Linked DNA regions of Mus musculus: region 1 is linked to region 2. A link is a contact called in ENCODE POLR2A ChIA-PET data. All regions are on one chromosome and are shown on one strand. Each heading gives the region's core, a stretch centred on a gene start or an enhancer-like site at or near the end of the contact. The rest is flanking DNA. Distances are from core to core; before and after follow the strand shown. Region 1 has its middle 37 kb from the start of Smurf2. Region 2 holds the start of Ddx5 (DEAD box helicase 5).

Evidence for each region. ChIA-PET counts read pairs that join two places held with the same protein, here RNA polymerase II (POLR2A).
Region 1: POLR2A ChIA-PET joins it to region 2 with 24 read pairs in Patski. The contact joins the enhancer-like site here to the promoter of Ddx5 in region 2. POLR2A ChIA-PET finds 5 or more read pairs at or near these places in 3 of 5 experiments (Patski and embryonic stem cell).

What each region holds. Positions count from the first base shown.
Region 1 is chr11:106,955,678-106,959,676 of GRCm38, reverse strand. No RefSeq gene overlaps it. Among named protein-coding and RNA genes, the nearest start is that of Smurf2, 37 kb to the right of the region's middle. Within about 2 kb of position 2,119, at least 1 of the 3 ENCODE cell types and tissues checked has a DNase peak (open chromatin) inside an H3K27ac peak, as active enhancers do.
Region 2 is chr11:106,785,562-106,789,863 of GRCm38, reverse strand. It overlaps Ddx5 (DEAD box helicase 5), which reads left to right and starts at 1,370. Exons shown (of 13, transcript NM_007840.3): 1 at 1,370-1,591; 2 at 2,790-2,955; 3 at 3,320-3,416; 4 at 3,505-3,638; 5 at 3,732-3,797. The coding sequence starts at 1,548. It overlaps Cep95 (centrosomal protein 95), which reads right to left and starts at 612. Exons shown (of 20, transcript NM_177088.3): 1 at 487-612. The coding sequence starts at 505.

The DNA.
Region 1 (3,999 bases), core at 870-3,369, 170 kb before region 2:
AGATGTGAGTTGTGGGAGGCATGAGGAGAAACTAGAAGTGTTGAGGCATCCTTCCCCCATGTTTCCTGGATGTCTCACAAAGTGCTCACCTTCCTCCCCTGACACAGGGTCTGACCTCCAAACCCACTATGTAGCTGAGCATGGCCTTGAACTCCTCACCTTCCTGCCTCTACCTCCCAAATGCTGGGATCACAGGTGTGCGGCCTCACTGCCAGTTTATGCAGTGTTGGGGATTGAACCCAGAGCTGCGTGCATGCTAGACAAGCACTCTACCCATTGAGCTGGGCTCTGGGACTGTAAGATGGATCAGTTTGTGCTGATTATGACGCACTAGCCTGGTTAGGACAGGCTTGCTCAGCATGTCTAGAGCATGAAGGGCGATGCCTGCTTTGGCCCTAGGGGTCTCTATGGTTACCGCCACTCTGGGCTACTTCCACTGCAGAGGAGGAGCCCCTAATTCCCTGACAGGAAGCACACAGGGTACACAGAGATAGATACAATGACCACTGCAAAGATATTCAAGGCCAAATGCTTAGGCAAAACAAACAAACAAACAACAAAAAAACCCCAACACTTTTTAATTTATGATTTATTTGTTTATTTATATGCTTTGGTGTTTTGCCTGGATTTATGTTTGTGTGAGGGTGTCAGATCCCCTGGAACTGGAATTATAGACAATTGTGAGCTGCCATGTGGGTGCTGGGAATTGAATCCAGGTCCTCTGGAAGAGCAGCCAGTACTCTCAACTGCTGAGCCATCTCTCCAGCCCCAAGCCTTGGAAATTCTTAACGCATGAGCTCTGCTCTGTAAATAAGCGAGCTAGAAGCCACACGTGGGAATGACACCTCCTGCTATCTTTAAACTCTTATCAAAGGGCAGGCTTAAAGATGGCTTGCTTTGGTTTTCAGGAAGGGATTAAAAACAACTGCAGCTTTTATTAGCATGATTTAAATGCTCATAATAACATCCTCGCTTTGAGCTGCCCACTGCGCTTCATCATAAACATAAAGCCCAGGGCTTGTCTGTAGGTAGATCAGTGTGGTTACACAGGGTGGTTTTCTGTTCTTCTGGAAATGAATTGATGTCTCTGCCTGTTTCCACCTGAGCACTGTGTTTTCTGTGCTGTCCTTAAACAACCAACTTATTTTTTCACCACAGGTTTCCTGGTATGTGTTTTATGACCTTATAGCCCTTCGGTCAACAGTTCAGAGCCAAGCAAGGCAGAACAACAGCAGATCCACTGGAAATGGAGCAGAGAGCCACTGTATGGGTGCTAGAAATCAAAGCTGGGTCCTCTTTAAGAGCATCAAGTGCCCTTAATGGCTGAGATCTCTCTAGTCCCTTGATAATATTAATTGAGGCGAGGAGATCCACTGTGGGTGGAACCATTCCCTAGACAGGGCATTCTGAACTGTATAAGAAGAGGAAGCAAGCTGAGTATAGGCATGCTTGTATTTTCTACTACTCTTCCGACTATAGATCTGTGGGCTGGTTTCCTCAAACTCCTGCAGCCATGATGGACGGTAGCCTGGAACCGTGAGCTAAAGTGGACCTTTTCTCTCTCAAGTTGTTTTTATCAGGGTGTTTTTATTCTGTCTCTAGACACATAGCTAAACAAATAGAAGGTAGGTTTGCAAAGACGTAATGGCTTTGTAGGTTGTTTACCTCTGGCCTGGAGTCAAGGAAGCCAAGACTGATCTTTAGATCTTAATCTCAGGAATACTTTCTTGCATAGCTGTTTCTAGAAGCTATGGTCCATGGAGCACCAATTCCTACCTGCCTCTTGAGGGGCACACTTTCCACTCTGGGAGATGCTGGCACAGAAGCAGTCCAATGGTACCACCCACCCTCCCTGGTTCAGCATCCAGTCACCCCAGCTGGGGACCCCAGAAGAGGAAGCACCTGCTCGCCCTGACTTGAAGCTGCAGATCGCTTGCCGTCCAAAATGAGTCACGGAGGCACCGTGGAATGGATTTTACTCATCCCCCAGGCATGGACTCTTGGAAGACTCCAGAGTGACTAGCTTCAAGTGTTCTGTCTCAGGCACAGGGAATTTCATCCCTCTCTGAGTCTGCAGTCACTTCCCCTCTGGATACTTCCTGTTTCTGGGAGCAGGCAGCCTGCCAGGCAGGGCTCAGCCTCGGAGCAGACGGGCGGAGACATCCTTCCTCTTATTTCTAGTACTGAATCCCATCTTCCTTCCCTGTCAGAGATATCTATCGCAGCTCTCCGCCCTTCCCAGGTCCCTGCACCCACCGTGGGAGAGCGCAGAGGAACATAGTTTCATCTGCAACTCTGACCTTTGGCAGGTGCTTAGCAACCATTATTGATCACTGGCTTCTTGGGCACAGATAATCAGGAAAAGATCTAGGGCAAGGGTCCATTCATTCACTGACTTAATAAATATTTGTTAAATAACTACTATGTTCCGGGCCCTGTTCAAGATGCTGGGCTATGGCAGTAAACAAAGCCTATCCACCAATGTCCTCATAGCGACTATGTCCCACTGGGAGGGACAATTGGGAATCTAAACAGAAATGTAAAACATTATAGCATGCAAAATAGTGATAAATGCTAAGTAGAGAGGACAAAGCTGGGGGGGGGGAATATGAATTCTGGGTATGAGGGAAGTATAAATTATTAAATGGGGTGGCCGAGGAAGCTTTTGCTGCAAAGGGAATTTTGAGCAAACATTTGGAGAAGAGGAGAGAGGGAATTGGGGTGGGGGGGAGGCCAAGAGTCTTCTGGGAAAGGGAAAGAGTACATGCAAAGGCCCTGGGGTTGCGGATGTTCATGTGTGGACAGGTTGGCGAATAAGAGAAAGGATAGGGAGCTGAATAGAGTGTGTGAGGAGGGGGAAGATGCAGGAATTAAAACCAGAGAGGCTTCTCTATGGTAGCGTGGACTTTGGCTTTTACTCTACACTGCACGGGAAAGGAAAGCACTGGCTTTTAATTGAGATGTCCGTAAAGGGATTCTTGGAGAGCTGGAGTGACAGTTACCCGAAGATGGTGAGGACAGGATGTGGAATCAGGGAGACCAGTCCAGGGAGAGATTGGTGGCTTGGGCCACTGGTGGTGGCAGTGAGAGTGATAGGCAGATTAGAGAGGTCATAGGACCTGCTGGTGGGCTCAGATGTAGGGTGTGTGAAAACACACGGAGACAAAGGTAACACTTGCGAGGCTGAGGCAGGAGGATCACATGTTTGAAGCTATTCTAAATTATGTACCCAGACCAGTTTGGATTATATAGTGAGACCCTGTCAGTAAATAAGGGCAAGTGAGCTGGCTCAGTGGGTAAAGTGCCAAGCCTGAAGACATGATTTGACCCCTAGACCCCATATGGTGAAATGAGAGAACCAATTCCCCAAAGTTGTCTTCTGACCTCCACATTTACAACAGGATACATACACGCTCTTCCCCTCCCTCCAATTTATAAAAAACAAACAAAAAAAACCCCATCAACAAATAAAATAATATAAAAATAAAAAGAGGGCTGCGAACGGAGCTCAATAGTAGAGCATTTGCCTACCATGTGTGAGTCCCTGGCTCACATCCTAGTACCACAAACAATAAGAATACTGCAAACCAGTGGTCACCTTTCCATCACTAGAACAAAATACATGAGGTTGGGGCCTGGGGATGCAGCTCAGTGGGTTAGCTGAGCACACACAGAGTCCTAGGTTCGATCCCTGCCAATGCATAAGTTAGGTGTGGTAGTGCACACCTGGAGTCCCAGGACTTGAGAAGTAGAGGCAGGAGGATCAGAAATTACAGGCCATCTTCAGCTACATTATGAATCTGAGACCAGCCTGGACTACATGAAAACCAAAAAGGAAGCCCGAAGGTCAGTCAAGGAAAACCATCCATTAGATCGGGTGAGACTGTGGAATGAACGGCAGCTCTGCATCTTGGGAAGCCCTTTAAATCACTCTAGCAGGAGTGAAGGACTCCAGTGCTCCCTTTCTTTAGCAGCTAGGCATTTAGGAGCAAGATGGAG
Region 2 (4,302 bases), core at 121-2,620:
TCCTAGACAACCGAATCAATTGGCTTTTCAAAGGCAGTACTAGAAAATGCCAGTTACTCTAGAGGGCATCAAAAGAACTTATGAGTGCTATGCCTCAAAAAGGAAAAAAAAATCAATATAAAGATAAGTTCTGCCTTAGTCCAAACAAAGCAAGGGGAAAGAGAGACAGTCTGTGGATAGATACCCCACAAAAATTCGGATCCAAGAAAGGATCTTGACTGCTCTATATAGACAGGATGCGGGTGTCCCAGGCTCGACAAAGAGTTCCTATCTCATCCCAAGTCTCAGTTCCACGTCTGGAAACCGCAAGAGGTTTCGAGGCTGAGACCCTAAATTCATAGAACCCCCCCCCCCACCGCGCGCGCGACTGCAACTAGTGTCCGACAGTCCCGAGCCTCCGCAGCGGCGCAGACGCGGTTCAGATTCAGCCCAAGGTCCGCGGAATGCTGCAGTACAAAACCACCAGGGCTCCAGGCCGAGACTCACCAGCCTCTGAGCTGGCCATACTGCCAGGAGAGGTCGCGGCCGGACTCCAAGACGAGAGCGCGGGCGACGGTGTCCCAGAAGGGTCGAACTCGGTCGAGCCGACGGGAGGAGGAGGGGGCAGACACTAGCGAGCGGGGAAGGAGGGGTGGAAGAGGGAGGGACGTTAAAACGGCTTCTCGACGCTGATTGGACAGCAGAGGAGCACTTCCTCGCAGCACGCGCTGAGGCGGCAGTTTGCGGGCTCCAGATACCATTCCCCGCGGTCAAGATCCCGCTTACGGGTTCTCAGATCGGCGGGCAGGGCAGCCAGGTCACCCAGCAGCCCGGCCGATCTCCCCGGGGGCGTTGGAGCCGCGCTTCCGGTGAGTTGGTGGTTTGGTGTTCCTCCGCCGAGAGACCAAGCGAGGAAGTAGTGCGATCCGCCTTGCCCTGGGTCCGATCACGTGATGAGGCCAAGCTCCGCCTCCCTGGTCTCCTTCGGTTATGGGCGTGGGGGGAGTCTGTGGAGACGTAAACATCTTCAAGTAGAGTCGGTGGAATGGCTGGCGCTGGCCATTTTAAGGACCGTCTGGCCACGGGGAAGCAGCTTGTCTGAGGTGTAGCGAGACGAGAGACGGCGGTGTCGCCAAAAGGGCGTCGGGGCGAGGCATTCTAGTGGTGTCACCCAGTCGTGAAGCGAGTAATAAACGGGCGCCGGGGAGGGAGCGCCCGCCCGCGGAGGGGGAGGGGCGAGAACATGGCGGATTCCGGAACCCGGGCGGGCGGGCGTTGAGGGCCTCCGAGCCAGGGGGGCGGGGTGATTAGGTCATAGAGCGGCTCCCAGCGTGCTTTGCGGCGAGGAGGCGGTCCAGACTATAAAAGCGGCTGCCGGGACGCAGCCGGCACCTCATTCATTTCCATCGGTCCTTGCCCTCGCAGCTCCGGCCCTCGACACCACCGGCCCCTCCGCTGGTGACGCCCCCGCAGAGGCTTCGCCGTCGCCGAGGCCTTCTCTCCGCGACTCGTCGCCGCAGGATTCTACTTTCACTGGGTTCCGCCCGCACACCGCCACCATTGACGCCATGTCGAGTTATTCTAGTGACCGAGACCGCGGCCGGGATCGAGGGTGAGTGTGACAAGAGACCTGTCAGGCCGGGTGGGGGATGGGAGAGCGGCGCGGCCGAAGGCTCGCCTTCCCAACCGACCTTTAGATTTTTTTTTTTCCCTTCCTGAAAGGAGGCCTGGCTTTTGTCACACGTCCGGTTAAAAGCCGTTAAAGGCTACGCTTCGGGTAATGGCGTTCAACCTTTTTTTTTTTTTTTTTTTTTTTTTTTTTGGTCCGGGAGGGTGGGCCGGGACCCGGGGCGGCCCGGCGACCTCGCGGCTGTTGAGGGAAACCCGGAGGAGTGTTTTCGGTCGGGAAGCGCCGCGCCTTTGAGGCGGTTCCCGGCGTCGTTTGCGCAATCTTTCGTTGGGTTGTTTTTTGAGGGGGGCCCCCCCTTCCGGTATCCCCGGGGGAAAGAAGGGGCGCTTTCGAGGTCCCCTGTGCCCCGTTGGGTGGCCTACGCCGGCGGATTCGGCCATGTGGCGGAGCCGCAGCCACAAAATGCCGGCCTCGGACATGGCGGCGGCGCCTTTGTTACCCCGCCCGGCGGAGGAGCTCAAAATGGCAGCGGCGAGAAAATGTGGCGCAGAGAGAAATGCGAGACAAAGAAGGAAGCGCCGCCCCAGCGGGAACGCCGCCCGGGCCGGGACTCCTCCCCCGGTTGCTTTCGGCTCCTCCTCTTTTTCTCCCTCGCGTTATATAATTTTGTTACCTTGGTTTGCAGCCGTTCGCGGCGTTTCCCTAGACTCGGCTCGCTGGCGCCTGTTCCCCTTTCTACCCTGTCCGCCGTGCTAGCCTCGTTCAGCTGCTCACATTGCCTTTGCGGCCCCGTTATTTCTTTAAGATTAGGTCCTTTGATGAAAACGGGCAAAAATAACCTTCCTAAGCTCCTCCCTTCTTGCCCAGCTCCTAGACGCTAATGCCTAAGCTCTGTGGGGAGAGAAGATGGAGGCTCTAACTCTTGTCCTTGTAATCTGGTCAGATGTTTGGGCTGTTTGCCACCTGATAAACCCACGATGTTTATTTGGCCTCAGTAGAGTGTGCTTGGGACTTCAGAAAAGAAACGCTGCCAGTTGTGGCTGTCCTTAGAATGACAGTTGGGAAGGATTCCAGAAGCACACTTTGGCTCTATCAAAAGGCAGCAGATGAAATGTGAGGGCAAACCTGTTCATGCAGTATCTTTCACAATGTGCCCAACTTTTGTTTTGTGTGTGTGTAGGTTTGGTGCACCTCGATTTGGAGGGAGTAGAACAGGACCCCTCTCTGGAAAGAAGTTTGGAAATCCTGGGGAGAAACTAGTTAAAAAGAAGTGGAATCTTGATGAGCTGCCCAAATTTGAGAAGAATTTTTATCAAGAACACCCTGATTTGGCAAGGCGCACCGCAGTGAGTTTATAAATGTGGCTTCTTCATGCTGTAACTCAGTAACTGCTTCTAGTCAATTAGATGGAAATGTAATAGGTGCCTTGCAAATGGAGAGTTGCTTGTGGTGCACTTCCATTGAATTTTTCTTGTGATATATGGTGCCCTATTTTAATCCTGTCACTGGGGAAACAGGTTTAGCAGTCTATTGGGCTTCATAGAGACTCAATTTTCATTTAAATAAGTATTATAAATTAATTATTAATTTTTGTTGCCAAGTAGAGTTCTTATTTATGGGTCCAGATTTTTAGAAATAAGTATGTTTAAAAGTTTATTGAGCTATAGGGAGCATGGCAGAAGTCTGAGGCTGAGATAATTTGTTTTTCAGCAAGAGGTAGATACATACAGAAGAAGCAAGGAAATTACAGTTAGAGGTCACAACTGTCCAAAACCTGTTCTGAATTTTTATGAAGCAAACTTTCCTGGTAAGGACTAACTTTCATCTTTATCCTTTCATTTCCCCCCCCCCCCTTGCTTATAAATTTGTTTTTAAAATGGTATTGTTGGTTGCAGCGAATGTCATGGATGTGATTGCAAGGCAGAACTTTACTGAACCCACTGCTATTCAAGCTCAGGGCTGGCCAGTTGCTCTCAGTGGATTGGATATGGTTGGAGTAGCTCAGACTGGATCTGGGAAAACATTATCTGTAAGTCTAGGAAAACTTGATAAATTGTGGCAGAGGTGACCTTAGATATATAACTATTTTAATCCAATTTCTATTATTTTTACTCTTCAATAGTATTTGCTGCCTGCCATTGTACACATAAACCACCAGCCATTCCTAGAGAGAGGTGATGGGCCTATTGTAAGTATTATCTTAAGTTTCCCACCATATTTGCTAAAACTCCTTTGACTTTCATATAGGGAATATAGGGTTGCCAGTATAAACTAGCCACTTAAAATTAGTATCCAGCCCAGGCGTGGTGGCACACACCTTTAATCACAGCACTGGGGAGGCAGAGGCAGGTGGATTTCTGAGTTCCAGGACAGCCAGAGCTACACAAAGAAACCCTATCTCGGGGGGAAAAAATTAGTATCCAAAGACAGTTAGTTGGATCAGCCAATTATAGATACTTGTCATGAGCCTGATCAAGATCAACTACCACAAGGAGAGACCAACTTGCAAAAGTTGCCTTCTGGTTTCTCCATGTGCTTCCACACACAAAAATTTTATCCTGAGAATAGTGCCTGGGAGGTAGAAACTGGAGAATTCAGGAGACACTGTCTCAAAAAAAAGTCTTATGACCACCTGAATTCTAATTCCCAACACACGAAGACATAGGGTCTTAGTAAACTGTTTTATACTAAAC